2 separate regions of the Homo sapiens genome follow, and region 1 is linked to region 2. A link is an interaction called in ENCODE POLR2A ChIA-PET data of the cell type or tissue named here. Cell type or tissue: Panc1. All regions are shown on one strand. Links, peaks and the distances in the headings refer to the core of each region. The heading gives the core; the rest is flanking DNA.

Evidence for each region. ChIA-PET counts read pairs that join two places held together with the same protein. Peaks named below come from ENCODE experiments on the same cell type or tissue, not always from the same donor. Only the 100,000 strongest peaks of a DNase experiment are listed, where the experiment ranks them.
Region 1: POLR2A ChIA-PET joins it to region 2 with 9 read pairs; 6 of 35 experiments call an interaction of 5 or more read pairs at or near these places.

What each region holds. Positions count from the first base shown.
Region 1 is chr7:100,393,047-100,398,046 of GRCh38, reverse strand. PILRA (paired immunoglobin like type 2 receptor alpha) reads right to left here. Exons shown (of 7, transcript NM_013439.3): 4 at 135-168. Among named protein-coding and RNA genes, the nearest start is that of PILRA, 22 kb to the right of the region's middle. RefSeq lists enhancers at 1-275, 1,143-1,192. In Panc1, for the core only: a CTCF peak has its summit at 141; no DNase peak of the experiment used is centred there.
Region 2 is chr7:100,465,911-100,473,298 of GRCh38, reverse strand. It overlaps TSC22D4-C7ORF61 (TSC22D4-C7orf61 readthrough), which reads left to right. Exons shown (of 6, transcript NM_001395846.1): 4 at 5,699-5,747. It overlaps TSC22D4 (TSC22 domain family member 4), which reads left to right. Exons shown (of 5, transcript NM_030935.5): 4 at 5,699-5,747; 5 at 6,131-6,780. The coding sequence ends at 6,340. Among named protein-coding and RNA genes, the nearest start is that of SPACDR, 5.3 kb to the right of the region's middle. RefSeq lists enhancers at 29-813, 814-1,600 and silencers at 3,608-3,757, 3,798-3,967. In Panc1, for the core only: CTCF peaks have their summits at 3,677 and 3,879 (motif pointing left); a DNase peak (open chromatin) is centred at 3,888; H3K27ac peaks cover 389 bases.

The DNA of each region.
Region 1 (5,000 bases), core at 1-5,000, 74 kb after region 2:
TAAGTTGGGGATGCAACAATGGCCGTGGCAGGCTGGGTTTGTGGGGTTCTTAGCAGCACACTCCCTGTTTCCCAAATCAGCCCACTGCCTGCACATGCACCCCCCAACCCACCCTGGGGAGGCCCAGCACTCACCTGGCTGGGGTTGTGGCTTTAGTCCGCTGCTGACCTGTAGGGGGACCAACAGTGAGTCAGGGTGGCATCCGGGTGATGGCAGTCTCCATCCCACCTTCTCTGCTGCGCCCTAGGCTGAGGCCCTCCTTAGAGGGACCGGAGCAGCAGAGCTGCTCCACCCAAACCCATCAGGAAGGGCCTGGGACTCAGCCGGCACCCTGAGGTCTCCACCTGTCCTCCCTGTTGTCTTCCATGTCACCTCCTGAGACCCCTTCACCCTGACCCCCTCCCTTGGTTTCTTTCTCTCTTGAGCTCTCTGCTCAGCCCCAACCTGGCTCCCTCCACCGCTGAGCCCTCGCCCAGTCACTTCTCCCCTCCCCTCCCCTTCCCTTGACATTGGCACCCCGCCCCCATTCCCTCCAGGTCCTCAGGGAGACCGTGCCTGTGCTTTCCTTCTGGGTGGCGGCTATGTCTGCCCTCCAGCCTTGGGAGCGTCGTGCTTGGGACTCATGTTTGTGGCTGTTCAAATTCTGTTGCCACCACTAGGCTTCCCCTCCCCTCTGGCTGGTCCCACCCTGAATCCTCTGCTGCCTCTCCCATTGTGTCCTGCCCCTCCCATCCCCGTGGCATCCTTGCAGTGTTTCCCAAGCAGTGGGCTCCTGGTCCACAGACATCCCCTCCACCATCTAGCCTCCTCCCAGGAGGGCTCCATGTCCACAGAGACACCCTCTGAACCCAGGCCTTGAGGTACCCCTCAACTCCAGGGACCTCCCCTTCCACTTCTACAGGACTTTTTTTTTTTTTTTTAATGTTTAGACTGAGAACTCTGAAATATTAATTGCTAGTATCATTTCCATGCTGCAGCTTTCTTTCCAGCACTCTTCTGTCCCTCTGTTTTTTCCCTCTCTTTAGGTTATGTTTTATTTTACTTACGGTAAAAAAAAAACAAAAAAACAAACAAAACACTAGAATTCACTTTTAACCACGTGTACAGTTCATTAGTGTTAAGTATATTCACACTGTTGTGAAACATCTCCAGGACCTTTTCATCTTGCAAAACTGAAACAGTTTTAAAGAACCCCTACTCCCTCCTCCCTGCGGTTTCTGACAGCCACCATTCTACTTTCTGTTCCTATTAATTTAATATCTCTAGGCACCACCGAAAAGTGGAATCATACAATATTTGTCATTTTGTGACTGCCTTATTTCACCTAGCTTGATGTCTTCCAGTTTCGTTTATACTGTAGTATGTGTCAGAATTTCTTTTTTTCTTTATTTTTTGAGACAGAGTTTCGCTCTTGTCACCCAGGCTGGAGTGCAGTGGTGTGATCTAGGCTCACTGTAACCTCTGCCTCTCTGGTTCAAGCGATTCTCCTGCCTCAAGCTCCCAAGTAGCTGAGATTACAGACGCCCATCACCAGGCCTGGGTAATTTTGTATTTTTAGTAGAGACAGGGTTTCACCACGTTGGTCATGCTGGTCTCGAACTCCTGACCTCAGGTGATCCACCCACCTTGGCCTCCCAAAGTGCTGGGATTACAGGTGTGAGCCACTGCACCTGGCCCAGAATTTCTTTTAAACACTGAATAATATTCCATTATATGTATAAACCACATTTTGTTCATCCATTCATTCATTGATGGACATCTGGGTTGCTTCCACCTCTTGGCCATTGAAAATAGTGTTGCTATCAACATGGGTGTATCAATATCTCTTCAAGACCTTTCTTTTCAGTTCTGTTTGGTATGTACCCAAAAGTGGGATTGCTGGATCGTATGGTAGCTTTATTTATTTATTTATTTATTTATTTTGAGATGAAGTCTCGCTCTGTCATCCAGGCTGGAGTGCAGTGGCACAATCTCAGCTCACTGCAACCTCTGCCTCCCGGGTTCAAGTGATTCTCCTGCCTCAGCCTCCTGAGTAGCTGGGATTACAGGTGCCCGCCACCACACCCAGCTAATTTTGTATTTTTAGTGGAAATGGTGTTTCACCATGTTGGCCAAGCTGGTCTCGAACTCCTGGCCTCAGGTGATCTGCCACCTCAGCCTCCCAAAGTGCTGGAATTTGAGGTGTGAGCCACCACTCCTGGCCTTTATTTTTAAATTTTTGAGGAAAGGCCATGCTTTTTTTCTGTATCATTTGCACTATTTTATAGCCCCCATCAACAGTGCGCAAGGGCCCCAATTTCTTCACATTCTTCCCAACACTTGTCATTTACACACTTTTTAAATAGTAGCTGTCCTTCTGGGTATAAGGAGATAGCTCTCTGTAGTTCTGATTTGCATTTCTCTGATGATTAGTTGGCCATTTTCATCTGCTTGTTGGTGATTTGTATACTGTCTTAGTCTATTTTGTGCTGCTAATGTATATAAGAATATCTGAGCCTGTATAATTTATAAAAAAACAAATTTGTTTCTTCTGTTGGACAAGAGGTTGCTGAAAAGTAAAACAAAGCAAAGCAAAGCAAAAATTATTTCTCACAGTTCTGGAGGCTGGGAAATCCAAGATCAAGGTGCCAGCATCTTGCTTTTTGCTGTGTCTTTCAGAGGGGAGGATTACTGTGTCCTCACATGGCAGAAGATTAGAAGACAGTGAACCCACTCCTGAAATCCCTTTTTATAATGGCATTAATCCGTTTGGCAGAGCCGTCATGACCTAAGCACCTCCCAAAACACACTACCTCCCAGTTGTCACACTGGGGACTAAGTTTCCAATACATGATTTGAGGAGACACATTTCAGACCATAGCATATATCATCTCTGGAGAAATGTCTGTTAAAATCCACTGCCCACTTTTAAATTGGGTTGATTTTTTTGTTGTTGAATTATAGGAATTTTTATATATTTCAGATTTTCACTCCTTATCAGATATATAATTTACAAATATTTTCCCCATTCTATAGGTTGCCTTTTGATTCTATTGATTGTGTCCTGTAATGAAAAAACATGTTTAAGTTTAATGTTGTCCTATTTGTCTATTTTTTCTTTTGTGGCTTGTGCTTTTGGTATCACAGGCAAGAAATTATTGCCAAACCCAGTGTCATGAGGCTTTTTCCCTATGGTTTGGGGTCTTACATTTAGGTCTTTAATCCATTTGGAGTTAAATTTTGTATATGGTATAAGATAAGGATCCAACTACATTCTTTGGTTTGGATATTCAGTTTTCCCAATGCCATTTGTTGAAGAGATTGTCCTTTGCCCATTAAGTGCTCATGGCACCCTTGTCAAGTCTTTTGACCATATGCGCAAGGGTTTATTTCTAGACTCTGTATTCTATTCCGTTGGTATATTAATCTATTTTTTTTCAATTCAGCTCCTTTTTTTTTTTTTTTTTTTTTTTTGAGATAGAATCTCACTCTGTCACCCAGGCTGGAGTGCAGTAGCACAATCTCGGCTCACTGCAACCTCCGCCTCCCAGGTTTGAGTGATTCTTGTGCCTGGCCCATGGTGTATAATTCTTTTGCCGTGCTGTTGAATTTGGTTTGCTGGTATTTTGTTGATGTTTACATCAATATTTATCAGAGTTATTGGTCTGTAGTTTGTTTTGTTTCTGTTTTTGTTTTTCTTGTAGTGTCTTTGTTTGGCTTTGGTATCATGGTAATGCTGACCTCACAGAATAAGCTTGGAAGCATTCCAGCTGTCTTTTGTCATTATGCCACTGTACCTGCTCTTAGACTTCATTGAACTCTTATCCCGTGATAATCTACTTTTCTACAGATTATTCAGACTCCCTGCTGACCCCTCTGCTCTTCATTCCTGCCTTCTCACTAGCTCCTTGACCTGTGATCTCCTGTCTTTCTGCCACACTTAGCTGGCAAGTCTCTAATCCTGGGGGTGTCTTATGGCAGAAATGGTATTTGATTACCCAATATCTATTCAATTATTCTTAGTTACAGAAAATTGATTGTATTTGGAGTGGGAGGGTTCCCCCTACAGATAGCTGTGGGATATGTGACCAAATTCTAGCCAATAAGATATAAACTGGGTCGGAGGGGCGGGGATCGGCTGTGTGGAGAGGGCCGGGGCTCTCACACGTGAAGAAGTTGTTGTTAGGTCTTTCAGAAAGACTCTTTAAAAGGGAACAGAGAGTTGAGGCATAGTATTTTTTTTTTCCTTTCTTCCTTCCTCCTATTTTTTGCCAGGAACCCAGAAATAGTGGCTGGAATCCTTGCAGCCGTCTTGGGCTATGAGGCAACCTTTGGGACAGAAGCCAGCATCAGGGCTGGTGAATCAGAAAGGTAGGAACCTGAGTGTCTAAGAACAGTGATGTGCTGTCTGCTTCCAGATCTGTTTACAAGAGGAAAAAAATAACCCAACTCTGTCTTGTTTAAGCTACTTTTACTTCTGGTCCCTGGTGGTAGCAACTGACAACAATTCCTGACCAACACAAATCACTAAGGTCTCAAAATCTGAATGGTTGACTACTGCTGGGGAAAAATGCAGCCATGCACAACACTGCTATCATAGATTTACAGTTTCGTATCTGAGCTGAATCCTCAAACTCCACTTCCCATTTCCTCAGTGACTATGTCAAACTTTCTCTTCAATTCCCTGACCCTCTTATTCATTCTCAGGAGAAAAGTGCTGTGGTTTTTGTTCTGCAGAATTAAAAAAAAAATCATAAGTGGTTGATTTTAATTTTTTTTTTTTTGTTTGAGACAGAGTCTCGCTCTATCACCCAGGCTGGAGTGCAGTGGTGTGATCTCAGCTCACTGCAGCCTTCACTTCCTAGGTTCAAGCGATTCTCATGCCTCAGCCCCCCAAGTAGCTGGGATTACAGGGGCGCATCACCATGCACAGCTAATTTTTATATTTCTAGTAGAGACGGGGTTTCACCATGTTGACCAGGCTGGTCTTGAACTCCTGACCTCAAGTGATTTGCCCACCT
Region 2 (7,388 bases), core at 1,133-6,132:
TCTAGAACCGAGAAAGCAAGTCCCTAAGATGGGCCAGCTAGGAACAGAATCAGAGCTAGGAACGGCAAAGGGGCAGGGGCAGCACTGCAGAGAGCGACTTTCTGGGGTTCTCCCTTTAGGGGACAGTGCTCTGTTGGGTGGGTTTTCAGGGCCAGGTGTCACCATTCCTAAGAAAGCCAGCAAGCTGAAAAGGGAGGCCCAGAATCGTGAGTCAGAGATAGCCAGGCTGCCTGCTTCTCCCCGGGGACTGATAGGAACCGGGCAGAAGGGCTGGGGAGTCACCGCTTTTCTTTTGGAGGGAGAAGTGGGACTTCCCGTGGGAGGTTTTCAAGGGGAGGGACTTCCTGCTTGGAAGGAAATTGGGGGTGGGGCTTCGAGAGTGGGTGAGTGGGTGCCTGAGGGACCAATTCCAGATGGGAGTCGCTCCTTCCTGTCCTCCCCAGATCAGGGGCCACTCGCTGGGATCAGGGACTCAAGCCCACCACTGATAGGGTCCTGCGGCCTCAGGGAGGATAGGGACCTGGCAAAGGAGGTGGCCAGGAGCTGGTGGGACGGAGGGCAAGAGTGCCAGTGCTGGGTGGGGCTGGGCGGGGCTGGGCAGGACTGGGTGGCTTCTGCACGCCCCATTCCCACTCTCAGGAATGTGCGAGGTGTGAGGTCGGCCAGGGCTGGGAGAGTCACCTGCCGCCATCACTGCTATTCTCAGCGTTTCCCGCCCTCTCCCTCTCCCACTTGGGAGGTTCCCCGGCAAGAGGACTCCCCGTCCCTCCCCCACCCCTGTTGAGTTCACAGCCCAGCCTCCTGCTGTCTCTGTCTTAGAGGATTCAACCTCCTGAGGCCTCCGTCTTTCCCCTGTACCCTCCCTCCCTGCCTCCCTCCATCCCACCCCCTCCCTGCACACCCCAATCTGACCGGTCCGGTTCCCAGCCTCCACTTCACCCTGCTGTGCTCCAAGGCTCTTGGGGATCTGTCCCAGCCCAGCCCCTCAAGCCCCACCCTGCCAGGCCAGCGGGTTTGGGTTGGGCCACCCCCTGCCCCCTAGGAATGGGACATGTAGGCCCCACCTCTCCTGTCTGGTGTGCACAGGGCTGGCAGGACAGGATGCCAGTGGCCTGGGACCTCTCTCTTAAGAGGGAAGGTGGGCTGAGATGTTCAGTGCCTGGATCACAGGGAGGGAGTTGGGGACGCCTGACCAGTCCCTGAATCTGGGGATGGGCGAACAGAGGGTGCAGGTGAATCTAGAATGCTCACGTGCCCCAGGGCTGGAAATCCTTGTCCCCTCCCGGCAGGCAGGAGGTAATTAAGGTGTGAAGAAGTGGATGGAAGGAATGGGGGTGGGGGCAGTGACCGGCCTGGGGGATCCAGGCATTATACAGAATGGATCCCAGGGACTTGGGAAAGAAAAGGTACATTTATTTATCCAGTGCCTCCCTTGGGTCCGGTACTGCCTTCTCCCTTCTAATCCTAAAAAGCAGTTCCATTCTCCCACTTGCCAGATGAAGTATCTGAGACTCAGAGAAGGAGGTTTTTTTTTGTTTTGTTTTTGTTTTTTTCTTTTTTAGATGGAGTCTTGCTCTGTTTCCCAAGCTGGAATGCAGTGGCACGATCTTGGCTCACTGCAACCTCTGCCTCCCAGGTTTAAGCGATTCTCCTGGCTCAGCCTCCCCAGTAGCTGGGACTACAGGTGCATGCCACCATGCCCGGCTAATTTTTGTATTTTTAGTAGAAACGGGGTTTCACCATGTTGGCCAGGCTGATCTCAAACTCCTGACCTCAGGTGATCCACCCACCTCGACCTCCCAAAGTGCTGGGATTACAAGCATGAGCCACCTCACCCGGCCAGGAGGGTTTTAGAAACTTGCCCAAGGGCCACCCAGCTAGTTTAAGTGGCTGGACTGCAGCTGGAGCCTGGGTCCAACTCCAAAGCCACACCTTCTCCACTGTCCTACTGGGATGCCTGTGTCCCAGGCAAAGAGGTGGCGGCAATGGTCTACAATATCCTTTCTCTCTAGGACAGTCAGGTACAGCTCTCCCAAGCAGGGCAGGGAGCCAGCCCCCCTTCCCCCTCCCCGACCTCCCCAGCCCCGCCCCAAAGACACCACAGATCCGGGACAGCATAGAGACAGGGCAGCTGGATGACACTTTCTTGGCCCCAGACCTAGGCCCTGGGGGATCCCCTGAACCCACTGGAGAGTGTGCAGGGCTGGCCCCTGTCCCCAAGATCCCAGGCTCCCCATTTCTCCCAGGTGTCCTGCTTTTTATCTCATCTTCATGTTGAGGCCGTTTTATTTGACCCTCAAAGAGGAAGACCAGCTTCTAGGGCTGTCCCCGCCCCAGGACCAAGAGTCCTGCAGGGCTAAGTCTCCCACTGTGCATGTCACACACTGCACAACTAACTCCAGGGGGTGCCGCTCATATTTGAAATCACAGTCAATGCTTGAAGTCACGACAGTTTTCCAGAAGATGGCATTAAGGATCTCGAAGAAGGGGGCATTTTCTAATCCATACAAACTTGCTTTTGGGCTTGTGGTGGAGGTCGATCCTGTCTCAGCAGCCCCTACTTTCCTCCCCCGGACCCTGTCAAAGAATTCTAGCACAGTGCCCACAACCCCTCGCTTTGGGGTCCTAAAGGGAAGGGCCTGCATTGCCAGAGCCCTGGTCCCTTGAAGTGTGTGTTAGAATGTTCCAATAGAGGCCTGGCACAGTGACTCACACCTGTAATCCCAGGACTGAGATGGGAGGCTGAGGTGGGTGGATCATGAGGTCAGGAGTTCAAGACCAGCCTGGCCAACATGGTGAAACCCCATTTTGCCGGAGGCTCCCCGGCAAAAATACAAAAATTAGCTGGGCATGGTGGCTCATGCCTGTAATCTCAGCTACTCTGGAGGCTGAGGCAGGAGAATCACTTGAACCCAGAGGTGGAGGTTCCAATGAGGGAAAATCCCGCCATTGCACTCCAGCCTGGGCAACAAGAGCAAAAACTCCCAGGCGCTAGACAAACAGAAGACAGTCACCTGTCGGCTAACAAACGTTTATTGCTGTATTATTCCTTTATCTCTGGTGAGAATGAACACCTTACTTGACATCTTTACCCCTGAGTCTCTGCCCAGCAGGGCCCATGTTCCTATCCCTGTGTATCCAACCCCTTTGGTCTCTGTGAGTGTTTAATGGGGTGGTGGCAGTATTGGGCTTTCTGTGGTGGCTCCATCTCCACCCAGGTGTTGCTGATTGAAATAGCTCGAAAATTACTTTGACCCTCCTGCTGGCAGACCCACCTCCACCCTTCAACTTCTCCTCTCCCACCACCCCAAGAGTCCCAGATGCCCTTCCCCCACCCACCCCATCCTGCTCGCTCAGGCCTAGTCACCTCCTTAGTTGCTCCACCTGTCAGCGCCTTCTGCACCCAGAGCTGGGATGAGAAATGGAAAATTCCCAGCTCCCTTGTGCTCCCTTCCTGGCTGCAGGACCTTATCCAGGGGTCACCTTGAATTGAGTGCTGATCCCCCTGCAGGAAAGCAAGTCTGAGCTGACAGCCAGGAGGGAGGGCTTACAAGGGAGTCCAGGGATGTGGGCTGCAGCGCCTTGAGGCCCCTGCTCCAAGGGGGGCCCAGCTGGGGGCTGGAGGGCAGGACTGGGGATCCCGCCACAGCGCCAGAGTGCAGGGGTGCAAGGGTGGGTCGGGAGCCTCAGGGCAAGAGCCTGGGGCCTGAGGGGTGGGAGAGGGAGCCTTGGAGGATGAGGTCAGCACAAGGGCCTGCGCAGGTGGGGCCTGAGAGTGGGGCTTGAGGGAGAGCCAGGTTCTGGGACCAGGAGCCCAACGTCGTGGAGCCAGCCTGGAGCCCGGCCCTGGGGGCTGTTGAGCCAGGCCTGAGTCGCCCTCTGGTGGCCACTTCCCAGACTGCAGCCAGACCCTGTCACCCCAGACTCCCAGCCCTCTTCCAAGCCCTGTTGCTCCTCTTCCCAGTGTCCCTTCTCCAAGCTCACTTCCCTTCCTCTCCTCAAACCCTCGCTTCCTCTGAGACCCCAGACCCAGGTCCCAGGCCCATAGGCGATTTTTTTTTTTTTTTTTTTAAGACAGAGTTTTGCTCTTGTTGTCCAGGCTGGAATTCAGTGGCACGATCTCGGCTCACTGCAACCTCCGCCTCCCAGGTTCAAGCGATTCTCCTGCCTCAGCCTCCAGAGTAGCTAGGATTACAGGCACCCCCCACCATGCCCAGCTAATTTTTTGTACTTTTAGTAGAGCCAGGGTTTCACCATGTTGGCCAGGCTGGTCTCAAACTTCTGACCTCAGGTGATCCACTCGCCTCAGCCTCCCAAAGTGCTGGGATTACAAGCGTGAGCCACCACACCTGGCTTTTTTTTGAGACAAGATCTCACTCTGTCGTCCAGGCTGGAGTGCAGTAGCACGATCTCGGCTCACTGCAACCTCCACCTCCTGGGTTCAAGCGATTCTCCTGCCTCAGCCTCCTGAGTAGCTGGAATTGCTGGCACCCTCCACCACGCCTGGCTAATTTTTGTATTTTCAGTAGAGATGGGGTTTCTCCATGTTGGCCAGGCTGGTCTCAAACTCCTGACCTCAAGTGATACACCCACCTTGGCCTCCCAAAGTGCTGGGATTACAGGTGTGAGCCACCACGCCTGGCCTTTACGCTGTATTCATCTTCTAGGGCTTTGGGCTCAGTTTCTGTTGCCATGGTAACCTTTCCCATTTTTGGTCTTCTCTGGAGACTCAGGGACCCTCTGGCCAGATCCCAGGGGTCACCCATGATGTGAGCCTTGTGGGGTTTTTTGGTGGGAGAGCGCTCATGATCTATGGAAGACCACGAGCACGTCAGAACGCCCCCTACCCCAGCCACCTCCACCCTCTTTCCCAAGGCCTTGAGTGACGGAGGGGACAGAATGGGGTCGGAGGTGGCGAGGGGCCTCCGAAGGCCAGCCCCTTCCTCTCCCTTCACACCCTTCACTCCCCGCTCAGACCCAGGCTTCTGCCCCACGCCCCTCCCCTGGCCCAGCCACCAGCTGACTTCCTCGGCCGGCCCCCTCCCCTCCACTCTGGGATTGGTGCCAGGGTGAGAAGGGGACACTGGCACTGACCGTGTCTGGGAATTCCCGCCCACCGAGGAGCTGAAAGGAGGGGGGGTCCCCGTGTCCCCAAGGAGCCAATAGCAGCCAGGCCTTGCCCTTGGGGGGGTGGTGTATATCTTTCAGGCCAGCACCCCCGAGGCACTGTCTCCTCTCTGCCTGCCTGGCACCAGCCAGACCCTGCTCTGCCCGGGGGGCTCTGAGCCCCCCAGGCATTCCCTTCACTGCATCCCTCTCCATTGGGGGGGTGTCTAAGGACCCTTTCCCCTTGGGCATGGCCCAGCCAGGGGTCTCTGTCAAGTCCCTGGTGTCGTCTTATGAGACCCGAGTGGTGGGGATGGCTCCGGGGCTGCCCCGAAAAAGGGGCTGTGCCTCTTCCCCTTGCTCTCCCCGGGGTGCATCCCCCATCCGAGGGACATCTGGGCCCCCGCCCCACCGGGGCCTGGGAGGCCCTGGGCAGCGGCCTTCAACCCGCAGGGGGATGGACAAAACCCTCCTCTCCCTCATTCTCTACTGTCACAGGTACAGGGGGGTGTGGGCGGGAGGCTGTGGTCCAAGAAACCAGCACCTGGGAAGGCTTCTCCTCTCCTCCCCTCACCTTCCTGTGTCTCTCCAGTGGCTCCGGAAGCCTGGTTGGCATTGACAACAAAATCGAGCAAGCCATGGTAAGAGAAGCCATCTTGGTCCCAGGAGGTCCTGGCCCCCTTAAGCCATCCCTCTGCCCCAGCCCTGTCCTCTTCCTTACCAGGGAACACCAACTCCCAGCTCCTCCGTCCCTCTCCCTGCTGGGCTGCTGGGCATCCTCTGCCCCCTCCTGCCACCACCTCCACCCTTGACTTTGCCCAGCCTCTAGTCTGGCTACTGGTCCCCATCTCTGTCTTTGAGCCCTGACTCTGCCTCTGTCCCTCGTCCTTTTCCCCTGTCCCTTCCCTGCTTTGTCCCTCATCCTCTGGACACTGGGGACTGTCTCCCACCCCAGCCCTCAAGGCACTGGGCAGGGGATGAGGCACCCACCCCGTTGACGCTGTGCCTGTCCCGGGGCCCCCAGGACTTGGTGAAGTCCCACCTCATGTTTGCGGTCCGGGAGGAGGTGGAGGTGCTGAAGGAGCAGATCCGGGAATTGGCGGAGCGGAACGCTGCGCTGGAGCAGGAGAATGGGCTGCTGCGCGCCCTGGCCAGCCCGGAGCAGCTGGCTCAGCTGCCCTCCTCGGGGGTCCCACGGCTTGGGCCCCCTGCGCCCAATGGGCCCTCCGTCTGAGCCTCCCTTCCCTTACAATGTGCCTTTGGGGCTGCCCGGCCTTGCGTCAGCCGCCTGCCCCCTCTTCCTATGCAGCTTTAATGTCCCCGTGTCCCCGGGGTGGGAGTTCAAGGCTCAGTAATGGCCTGGTCCCCCGGCCCCTGCCCCATCTCCTCATCATCCCCAGCCTTGATGGAGGAGGGAGGGCTTCAGGACGGGGCGTCAGAGGGAGCCCCCTCTGGGAGGGAACCAACCCCCACCCTCCCTCCTGGGACCCCCCAGCAGTAGACGGCTTGGGGGAGTCGGAGGCTCCCCGGCAGACACCCCACCCCCATCTTGTTCCCTTGAGGTGCCTCCTCTCCTCTGCCCAGGGGAGGGAGTGTGGACAGTATCTGGAAGTTCTGGGATTCAGGTTGTTATTAAAATAATAATAATAATTAAAAACTCTGAAGAAACTTGAATTTGGAGGTTGACATCTCGTTCGTTGCTTGTGTTCAGACTCAGGGGTCGCGCCTGCCATTTAGGGCTCCCCTGAGATCTTTTGCAGACTGGGGAGGTTTAAAGCGTGGGAGACGGAGGAATTGAGACAGAGGCTGGAGAAGGGAGCCAGCGGTTCGGGTCCTGGGAAGGGGCAAGTGAGGATTGGGGGTGGGGGGGCGTCTGCCCACGTGCTGGGCGGGGGGCTGGGAAACAATAAGGTCTTTGGTGGTTGCCCAAGATCCACCCCTGGCTTCCCAGTGTGTCCCCTCTGCGGGCTGGATCCGGGTGGCTGCTTGGGGGCGGGGCGGGGGGCCCTGAATGGGCCCCTTGTCTCGGGGCTGGGTGTGGGCCAGGCTCCCCGGGCACACGGTGCCCTTGCCAGGCCTGGCCAGCCGCCGTGGCTCCCACCCCCGGCCAGCTGAGGACGGGCCCTGTGGGTGAGCTGGCCCCTCCCTGGCAGCCTGGGCTCCGGTCCCAGGCGGAAGAGTCAGCAGCAATGGAGAAGGACCCCATCTAGTGGGGAAGAGGCGAGAGCTGCAGCTGTAGCCCCAGGAGGCCCCTAGCCCCGGGATCCCCTGGCCCCAGCAGC